Linked DNA regions of Mus musculus: region 2 is linked to region 1. Evidence: chromatin loops called from intact Hi-C (ENCODE). Cell type or tissue: left cerebral cortex. All regions are shown on one strand.

Region 1 (5,000 bases):
TTTAAAAGAGAATAACAGACATATTATTTCTTTTAAAATATTATTTTTAATATGAGGCTATCTGCATTAGCATAGTATAACCAACCTTAGGGCTGTTAAAATTGTGTCAAGTCCATATGGCAGAATTCAATCTACCAATATTTCATGGTGCTTCGCAATGAGCACCATAATTTCTAGGTGCTGCCACCTGAACTAGTTTGAAAAGTAACATATTATACCCCTGACTGCTTCATAATTTCTCAAGGGAAGGAATGTTATTAGCTTCAGCAAAACCCACAGGAAACAGCTTAGATACAAAATAATCTTTAAAATAAATAAAAAGACTAAAAGAGACGGAAGGAGGGTAAATTCAAGTCTAAAAACAATGCAAACAGTTGGTATTTTTCCACGAACACTTTATTGTATACTATATTCTGTACTAAATATTTCTCAAAGTTTTGTTTAAATTTCATAATCACTCTGTGAGGTATCATGACTCATTCCAAACAGGTGAAGAAAAGTTTCAAAGACTTGCTTAGCACCACGTCCCAGGGTAAGTGGAAAGTGACACGGACCAAACCTGTTCTTTGACTCCAGAGATAACGACATTGTAATGTTTCATTGTGAAACTGTTGAAATGTAACGTTTCTTTGTGGGTTAAAACCTAAACACAGGCACAGTTTCCTTTTGAGGTGTGTATGCAGTTGTGACCATTAACCAGTGTTGACCATTCTAATAATCCAGAAAATTTCCCTCTGATGCCCACCTCACCTACCTCAGTCCCCTGCTCCTATCACCATAGGCAGGTAGGTTTTAGTTAGACTTAACTTTTGGAACTAGTATCAACAGTCCATATGTCTTTCACATGACTAATTATAGTCATACCTCAGAGTTCTACCTCAGAGTTCTCAAGCGTTCACTGGAATGGCTTGCTTTCTGACGTGACTTCATGTCCATTTTTTAAAAATATTGCATTGAAATTAATATTTTTTTTAAAAAAATCAAAGAAATTACATAAGTGCTATGGGGTTGGGGTAGATTCAGATAGACTGTTATCAAAATAAGCAACCAATCAATCAATTTCTCCACCTTCTAAACGGCACTGAAACAACACCCTTGATTGATGCAATTTGTGAATCTATTTCCAATCATGGCATTTCATTAAGAAGCAGATGACGAAAAAGTCATCTCAGTTAATGGGATGGAAGTTCACCCAAGCAAAATATGCAACGATGATTGCTTTGTATCATCTTGTAGCACGCACTTGGGAAAAAATTTTTATTCCAAGAATCCTGCAAAGTTGAAGGGCTGTTTTCGTGGTTTGAAGCAAGCTGAAGACCATCTAGGCAGAGAGTTTGGGGAGAAACATGACTGAATAGCCTCCAATGGGGTCTTAATGTGATGACTTTCTATGCTTAGCCGGGTGCCTTGAAATCACTATAGTTCTTATTGAAGCTGGTAATGACAGAGGCAGCGTGTCAACTTTACTGAAGTCTAGCAAGCTAAGGTTAGAGAACTGTCATCAATTGTTCCAGATGACAGTTTTCTTTCTTCCTCTCTATTTTCCCTCGCCCCCCCCCCGCCCCCAAGCCATTGTTGTTTTTCCTCCCATCCCTGTTCGAAAGGCAACGGTGGCATCTTGAAAGCAGTCTACACATTACCACTGAGACGCAGGAGAGGAATAACTGACACTTGTTGGCGTCGATGACTTTGAGTGACACGTGTGCCTGTGGTGACCAGAGCCGGGGGCAGTCTAGAGGAACGTTCGGGCTATCAAAGCAGGAGGAAAGGCCCCCAGAAGTGGGCGCACGTGACAGCAGCAGCCACCTCGAGAGTGACATCATCTCGGGGGGCGGAGCCAAACTCTTTAGGGCCTTGTCAGCTATTGAGCTTCCTCTCCTCTTCCTTACCAAATGCCTTCGACCCCACCAGTCCAAGCCCCCTGAGGAAACCAGAAATGCCTACACGTCCTGCAGCGCCAGGGCCCCCTCTGTCAGCGCGGAGCCGGGGTTCACCACCACCAGCTCTCGCAACGCCTCCCCGCCCCCAGGCCGTGGAGGGGCGGGGGGCGGGGGCGCGCGCGCTCCACCACGCACGCGCCCCCACGCACGCGCTCTCCCTCCGCGCTCGCGCTCCTCCCCAACCCGGCCCGGAGGGGGCGGGGCTGCGGGCGGCCTCCGAGGGTGCGACGCCCCCGGCGCGGCGGCGGCGCTAGAGAGCGGCCTGCCGGGCGCGGGTTGCTGGGCGCGCGCTGCTCCGGCGGGGCCCGCTGGCCACAGCCGCCTCGCGCCAGCCGCCCGCCCGCCCAGCGCGGCCAGCTGCGAGCGCCGCTAGCGCGGGGCCCCAGGCGGCAGGCGCCGCGCTCCCTCCGCCGCCCCGCGCGCCTCCTCGGGCGGCCCCGCCCCCGTTCCCATCCCCCTCGCGCTCACCTCCCGGCTGTGCCGCGCGCGAGGCGGAGCGAGGCGCCCGCCGCCGCCGCGGTGCTGAGGGGCGAGCCTGTCCCCCCCGCGCCGCCGCTGACAGGAGGACCGCAGCGGGCTGCCAGCGCTCGCCGGCCGCGAGGCCCCGCCGAGCCCGACTGAGGTGCGGATCCTCCGTGGGGCGTCCGCGGGCGGCGCGGTCCTCACCGGAGACCACTGGCACGCGGGCTTGACCCCGAGGTGCGCCGCGCCCCTTAGAACGGCAGGTAAGGGCTGGGCGAGCAGGGAAGAAGGGTCGGTGAGGGTGAGGTGACAGGGGCGTTCGCTTGCGACGCCTCAGCTGCGGGGGCTGGGGCGAGCAGGGAGACTGGGAAACGGACAGTGAAGTGCCTCCGGTGTCGAAGGCGTGGGGAAGGCAGGCTGCCTCCGAATGAATGTGGGACCGAGGGCGGCTTCGGAGGGCTCCGGGGTCTACCACTTGGTTGTCACCGAGGTTGGTCTTGGTATTTGGTACCTGGAGGGTCTTTGGATGACGGGGACCGGGATGAGATGCGAGGCAGATTGCTAAACGTGGCAAGGAATGTGGTGCAGAACGAGTTGCAAAATGTGTCCCTGAATGCAGCATAAAAGTAGTTGTGAAATGTGCCAGGTAAAGGCACAGGATGGGCTGGCCTCTGTGGCGTAGAAATGCATGGTAGAAGTGTTATTAGGAACATGAATAATTCCTTTGGGGAAGGAGGTGTACTATAATAAAAGACTAATGGGGCTTTTGCTACATATTCTGTCGTAGGAGATCGAGAGGAGCTGCGATTTTTGACATGGGGAAAGTACCCACGTGAAAGCAAAAAAAAAAAAAAAAAAAAAAGATTGTCTGATTGTGAGATGGGAAAGGAAAAAAATGGGGCTAAAATGATTTCAGATTTTGTCATCAACATGTAGAGCATCCATGCAATTGTAGCCTGTCTCTCTATTCCAGGTGTGGAATGTTTAAAATGTTTCCCAGAAAACATAAACAATGGTCATTAGCATTAGGAAAAGATTGGATGTCTTTCACTCTCTCCTCTGCTCCTCTCAAGGAAAAAAGAAAAAAAAGAAAAACACAAACAACAAAAAAAGACAAACAAGCCAAGCACCCTGACTGTAATTGTGTGTTCAGGATCGTTAGGCAAAGGGAACGATTTTTCATGTGTCCCTGCCTTGGCTTTTTTACAGGTGAAAATAAGTGGAACAAGGAAAACAGAACAATATGGTGAACAAAAGGGATAAATTTTCAGGCATTTTGAAGGGTTGGAGCCAAAAGCTATGGCAGTGGCTAATTACAGAGCCTGGCAATAGTGGAATATTCTGGTATGTTTTAGCTCTTGAGATGGGATGGTGAGATAAGATAAAAACGCTATACAGTAAATTGGCATAAAATGCAGCAACATGGATACTGTCAATGTAGTTAGTGTTCCTTGTAGCATTTACCAGGTAAATTGTCTTCGGGATGTGAGGGAAAACCAGAAACAAATGAAACAACTGTTCCTTACCTCTCTTCCTCCTCCTTTCAACCCCATCTTTCTCTCTTAAGTGTGTGTGTGTGTCCACATGCTACAAAACGTTGTGACTTCCATCTAAGAACATCTGTGTTTTGAGAGGATTGTCAGAACATACTGTAATTTCAAAAGTAACAAAAGACAGCTAGATGAGCCATTAAAAATAACGTGTGTATACATTGAGTATCTGTGTAACTGAAACAAAAGCAGAAATATTTGATGTGTTCACCAGGGTGTATTTAATTATTGATGATATCTTGGTGTGTTATGTTGGAATTCTTATAAATTGAATTACCTGCGTGAATGTTGTTCTTATTATAGTAATTTGCCAGATAATCTGAAAATTCATAGTGATTGGCTTCGCCCTGGTTCCAGATTCATTCATTGAGGGATCATTTCCTTCAAAAACGAAATTGGATTTTCCTTGATTAATTTTGAACTTTAGTCTTTTCTGAAGATATTTAGCCTTTTCTGAAGAGGCTCTGTTGAGGCTAAAGAGAGAAGAGGGCCAGAAGAGAATAAAGAGCAGTTCTGTTGGGTCTTCCTGTTTTGTTCTGACTGTAAGCCATATGCACTGCCACCCCCTACTGTCTGTAGGAAGAGGTGTTGCAGAACCCTGTTCTTTCCTTGTTATCACTGCCCCCTTGTGTAAGGGAAGAAATTGATAGCTGCAACTTTTGGGAAACAGTCTTTTCAGATTGTTCTTTATCATTGGAGTGGCTATGTAGATCTATTAATCACTTGTTTACTTTAAAGTGCATAGCTAGGAACACATGTTAACCAGATCTTAGATTTGATGTCCCATTTAAATAGTATCTGATATTAGTTAATTCAGGTTGCTAAAAATGCTCAGGAACATGGGACTCTATTACTTTAGTAGTAGTAGGTTACATTTATACAGCATACACTTCCTGACAGTCTTGTACATTGTTTATACAGTTACAAAATTCTTTGAGGTATATATTGTTATTTCCATTTTACCCAGGAGAAATGGAAACAGATTAATTTGCCAAAGATTATGTAGCTGAGAATTGGAAATGCTGTTTTAATTTAGAAACTCTGGCTG
Region 2 (5,000 bases), 170 kb before region 1:
CAAAGATTTAAAATTCTTTTTGTTCCTAAATCATCCTCAAGAAGCAGCGCAGTGGACGTCCATGAGAACGACGCCCATGAGAACGCCCCCCCCCCCCCCCCCCGTGCGCCTTTTATAAACACCATCTTAAAATCAAAACAACACGAGCAAACCATTTTCATTTGGGGATAAGTTTTTAATTTTAATCTGCAACTTTTATGTAATTTACTATTATCACACAGGTCCATTTCTCTAATTTATTTCAAATATATACTTGACCCATTTCTGTTTTAGTTTTGATTTTACATTTTATTTATTTTGTGTGCACACGGGGTGGGGCCATTGTCTCCCTGTTTCTTTCTTTTTCTTTTTTTTTTTTTTTTTGGTTTTGGTTTTTTGAGACAGGGTTTCTCCCTGTAGCCCCAACTATCCTGGAACTCACTCTGTGGATCAGGCTAGCCTCAAACTCAGAGATCCATCTGCCTTTAGCCTCCCAACTGCTGGGATTAAAGACATGAGACATGTGCCACCACCACTGATCATCCACCTATTTCTAAATAGGATCTAAGACTATCAAAAAGATGGAATTCAGAGAAGACATTTATTTATTGGTTGGGGTAGCACATATTTGTAATCCCAATACTAGGAAAGTAGAGGCAGGAGGATTGAGGTTACATAATAAGACCCTATTTTAAAAACTTCAAAAACAAAACTCCAAAAATAGATTCAAACGGTGGATCAAGCAAAGTGCTCTCTGATGCTGTAGAGGGGTGGTCCCTGGGGCGGGGCTGGCCAGAAGCGGTGGTCTCCGAGGCAGGACTGACTGACAAAGGAGACCAGGGGAATGTCTTTGGGTGTCTTAAACTCAATCCGGGCTGGGTGACACAGATCTATGAATTTGTCAGAACTCACTCATCAAATCTTACTCTAAATTGTATAATTCAATGTAAATAGCTTTTAATCTCTATAAAAATTAAAAGAAAACAACAAAATCCCGACGTAAACTAAAAACTCAAGCAGTCAGCTCTAGCGATACGTTCAAGTGTTTAGGTGTACAGCTCTCTGACAATCGGAGCTAGTAAGTAAGAGCACAGAGACACTCAGGATGGTCCAGGGGCGTGGGTGGCAGCGGACCAGCCTTCCTAAAGCTGTGCCCCTCCAATATAATTCCTTCAGTTCATATCGTGGGAACTCCCAACGATAAAGTTATTTTCATTGCTACTTCATAACTGTAATCTTGCTATTGTTATGAATCATACTGTAAGTATCTGTGTTTCCCGATGCTCTAGTTGACTCCTGTGAAAGGGCCGTTTGATTCCCAAAGGGGTCTCAACCACAGGTTGAGAACCGACGTACTAGGTGTCTACTCCCTTTTCCAGTTGCTGGGGTAAAACACCCTGCCAAAAGCAACTTAAGGGAGAAAGGGCTTATTTGGCAAACCTAGTGCTGGAGGCTGGAAGAGGGTGTCGGGTCCCACGAAATTGGATTCACAGATGGTTGTGAGCCTTCTTAAGGAGTAGCAATAGATTGTTGTGATCAAACCACAATCAAAGGGCCGAGAGCAGCATTCTCAACCTGTGGGTCACAACCCCAAAGGGGTTGCATATCATATTTACATTACAATTCGTACCAGTAGCAAGATTACAGTTATGAAGTAGCAATGAAATAACTTTATGGAACTTGAGGAACTGCAGTAAAGGGTCACAGCCCTAGGAAGGTTGAGAACCAATGGCCTAGGGGTGGGGTTTAAGAGGGTTTACCTTGCAAATTTAAGGAACCTGAGTTCTGTCCCCAGAACCTAAGCAAAGTTGCTGGATGTGGTGTGTTTGTAATCCCAACTAGGGGGGAGGGGAGACAGGAGAGTCCCTTGGTGTTCGGGCCAGCCAGGCTAGGCTAACTGGTGAGCTCCAGGCCAAAGAGAAACCAGATTCAAAAGATGGGGTGACACCCGAGGTTGTCCTCTGGCCTCCATGTGCACGTATGTTAAAAGTCATTATTAATTAAATTATAAAATTTCAGGGGTCACAAATGGGAGAGGGGACATGTGGCAGACGAGAGAAGAAGGGAGAAAGGTTCTCCTGTAGTCAGGGGAGAAGCAGTCAGAGTTTGGCTGAGGGGCTGGTGGACTGTGTGGCAAGACAGAGAAACCTCAAAGGCTGAGGTGAGGCCAGTGTGGACCAGGGCCGGGGCGACAGACACCCTCGGGTTCCACAGGACATGTTAGTTTCAAACAAAGTTTGGCTCCTATTTTAAAAGCCACAGAAGTGGCTTCAGCAGGCAGGCATACAGATGGGATTCGCTTGTCAACAACACTCTACCATATTACGATATGGAAAATGGGTTTTGGAGGCAGGTAAGAGAGGAGGGCTGGTTGGGAGGCCACTGAAGGAGCTCTGTGGTGACACCAGCTATGCAGATGGATCAAAGTTACATCGGCCCAGTGTAGCAGCTCAGGCCTGTAATCGCAGCACTCAGGAGGCTGAGGCAGGAGAATGAGGAGTTCGAGGATAGCTTGGGCCACAGAAACCAAACCACTACCAATAACAACAAAATTATACCAGGGAAGTAAGATGTGTAGGACTGACCCTGAACTCAACATGGGGGGAGGGAGATGCGGGGGTGGGGGTGGGGGGGGGAGTAGACTGTCAGATTTTAATGATATACACACTGAAGGAAGAATAAAGGGCCAAGCTGGGGGCTTAAGCTGGGGACTTTAGCGGGGGAGAGGGGGAGGCTGTGATCAGCTTGAGGTGTCTTTTTCAGATACCCAGGTAGAGGGAGTGAGAGGCAGTAGAGTTTTAAATCTGGAAATCGAAAGTGGGGTTTGAGCTGGAAGTGTAGATTTGGGAGTCTCTGGTAGTTAACCCCTCAACGCTGGCAGTTACAATGTTAAAGATAACTTTAAGAAAGCACACAGAGAGAAGGCAGCTTGGTGAGGCATGAGCTTGGATGGTGACAAGTGACATCTTTACAATCACACTCTACCCAGCTCCACCTGCAAGCTAAGCTGCAGGCGCCCAGCCACTGTAGTATGAGCAGGACCTGAGATTTCTGTCACCCGTGAAAGTCACAGATATTTTCACATCTCAGTACATTTTTTGCGGATGTCTCAAAATACCCTCTTCGCCCATCGCTTGTTAACTAACGTGTTAATAAGGAAGCACATACATTACAGAATCACAATTTTCTAAAAATATTTTGATGACTATTTCCATAAAAGTGGTTTCCTTTGAAAGCCCGTGTCTTATTTTTTGCCTGAAAACAATTCTAAGGAAATGAGTCTAAAGAGTTCACCGTGAGGCTCAGGAGATTTGTGGCTCAGAGGCTAAGAACGACCCTGCCCCCAACCCCAGGTAGAGAGTAAGATTAGAGCCACACCCTGAGGACCCCAGGATTCAGGAACAGTGTGGAGGAAGATGAGAAGAGGAGAGAAAGATAAAGTGCCTGCCGAGATGGGGAGGAAGTCAGGGCAAGAGTGGCTCTAAGGCCGCCGTCCCCCAGGGGGTGGTACTGGTGTGTGTGTGTGTGTGTGTGTGTGTGTGTGTGTGTGTGTGTGTGTGAGTGTGGCCAGCACCACACAAAGCTGCTCTGTGGGGAGATGTGGAAGTCACTTGACAAAGAGCATTTCTGGAGAACGACATGTGTGTGGAAACCAGATTGGAGTGGGCTGAGGAGAGAGGAGGAGGTGGGGAAATGGAGTCAGGCAGTGTAAATAATTCTTTGGGGAACTTGGGGTGTGAAGGAGAAGTTAGTGGAGGGGAGCGGGGGAAGGAAGGCTGTTCTGTCTCTTTTTAGATCATGACTACATGCTGATGGGAAAGCCCTCTGCAGGGTTGGCTGACGCAAGCAGCAGGGAAGGGCTGGACACGAGTGGGGGGATCCTAAGCACAGAGGGAGAGTTGGAAGTGGGTGAAAATAAGGAGTGAGGAGGAAGAGGAGATGGATTGGAAGCCTGGGAGAAAGGTTCTAGGTAAAGGAGCTGAGCAGCCTTGAGAACTACCTGGAGATTGCTGGCCCTGAGCCCATGCAAAGTCGCTGACATTTTCTTTAGCGGTAATGAATGAGATCCTTTGGGGTGACAATAACATGCAGGATGTGCCTCTGTGTGTGTGTGTGTGTGTGTGTGTGTGTGTGTGTGTAAAGGAAGAGGACACTTGAGACGCCTTGAGAACTGTGAGGCCAGGGTGTGGCTTGGTTATCTAAATGGATGCTGAAGTCATTAGATAATGTGTCTGGAGATCAGGAAGGGGACAGCAGAGAACCAATTGCCTGTCAGAGCCTCACTGAATAAGGGAGAGTAATCAGGAGACCAGCAGGAATGGCAAGAGGAGAAGAAGATGGAATCCAGCTGCACAAGCCAACGAAATGCAGGAACTGTGCTCTGGGAGCAGCAGCGTAGAGTCCTTCTCTTTCCTGGTCCTGAGGGCAGGAGTTAAAGTCATACAAACAGCACCCCTTGCAGGGGCAGTGTCGGGTAAGAGGCCATCTTCCTAACACCGAGATGGAGAAAGAACCTCTTGAGAAAAGACTCATGTACATTTCCTGTAACCTGACAGCCAGGTTGCTCACCACTTCTGCTTCCAACTCCCACGGCAGGATCTGAGTTCAAATCTAAAATTATCATTTTCTGTGAAGCTTTCCCTTGCTTTTGTTCCATCCATCCATCCATCCATCCATCCATCCATCCATCCATCCATCTTTCCATCCATCCATCCATCCATCCATCCATCCATCCATCCATCCATCCATCCATCTTTCCATCCATCCATCCATCCACCCATCTAGCCAATCATTTATGGTCCCACTATGTAACTTAGGTTGACCCACTGGGTACCAGGTTTACAGGTGTATGCCACCTGTACTGGCTAGTTTTGTGTCAACTTGACACAGCTGGAGTTACCACAGAGAAAGGCACTTCAGTTGAGGAAATGTCTCCATGAGATCCAGCTGTAAGGCATTTTCTCAATTAATGATCAAGGGGGAAAGGCCCCTTGTGGGTGGAACCATCTCTGGACTGGCAG

What was found. Peaks named below come from ENCODE experiments on the same cell type or tissue, not always from the same donor. Only the 100,000 strongest peaks of a DNase experiment are listed, where the experiment ranks them.
Region 2: it touches region 1 in a loop (11-fold over the local background); 3 of 42 quality-filtered maps call a loop at or near these places.

What each region holds. Positions count from the first base shown.
Region 1 is chr11:105,587,585-105,592,584 of GRCm38, forward strand. It overlaps Tanc2 (tetratricopeptide repeat, ankyrin repeat and coiled-coil containing 2), which reads left to right and starts at 2,402. Exons shown (of 26, transcript NM_181071.3): 1 at 2,402-2,665. In left cerebral cortex, CTCF peaks have their summits at 2,138 and 4,544 (motif pointing left); DNase peaks (open chromatin) are centred at 1,369, 1,860, 2,459, 2,895 and 2 more places; H3K4me3 peaks cover 3,692 bases; H3K27ac peaks cover 2,904 bases.
Region 2 is chr11:105,417,153-105,422,152 of GRCm38, forward strand. The region is part of intron 4 of Marchf10 (membrane associated ring-CH-type finger 10); the gene reads right to left. Among named protein-coding and RNA genes, the nearest start is that of Gm39417, 30 kb to the right of the region's middle. In left cerebral cortex, no CTCF peak of the experiment used is centred here; DNase peaks (open chromatin) are centred at 3,001 and 3,716; H3K27ac peaks cover 1,420 bases.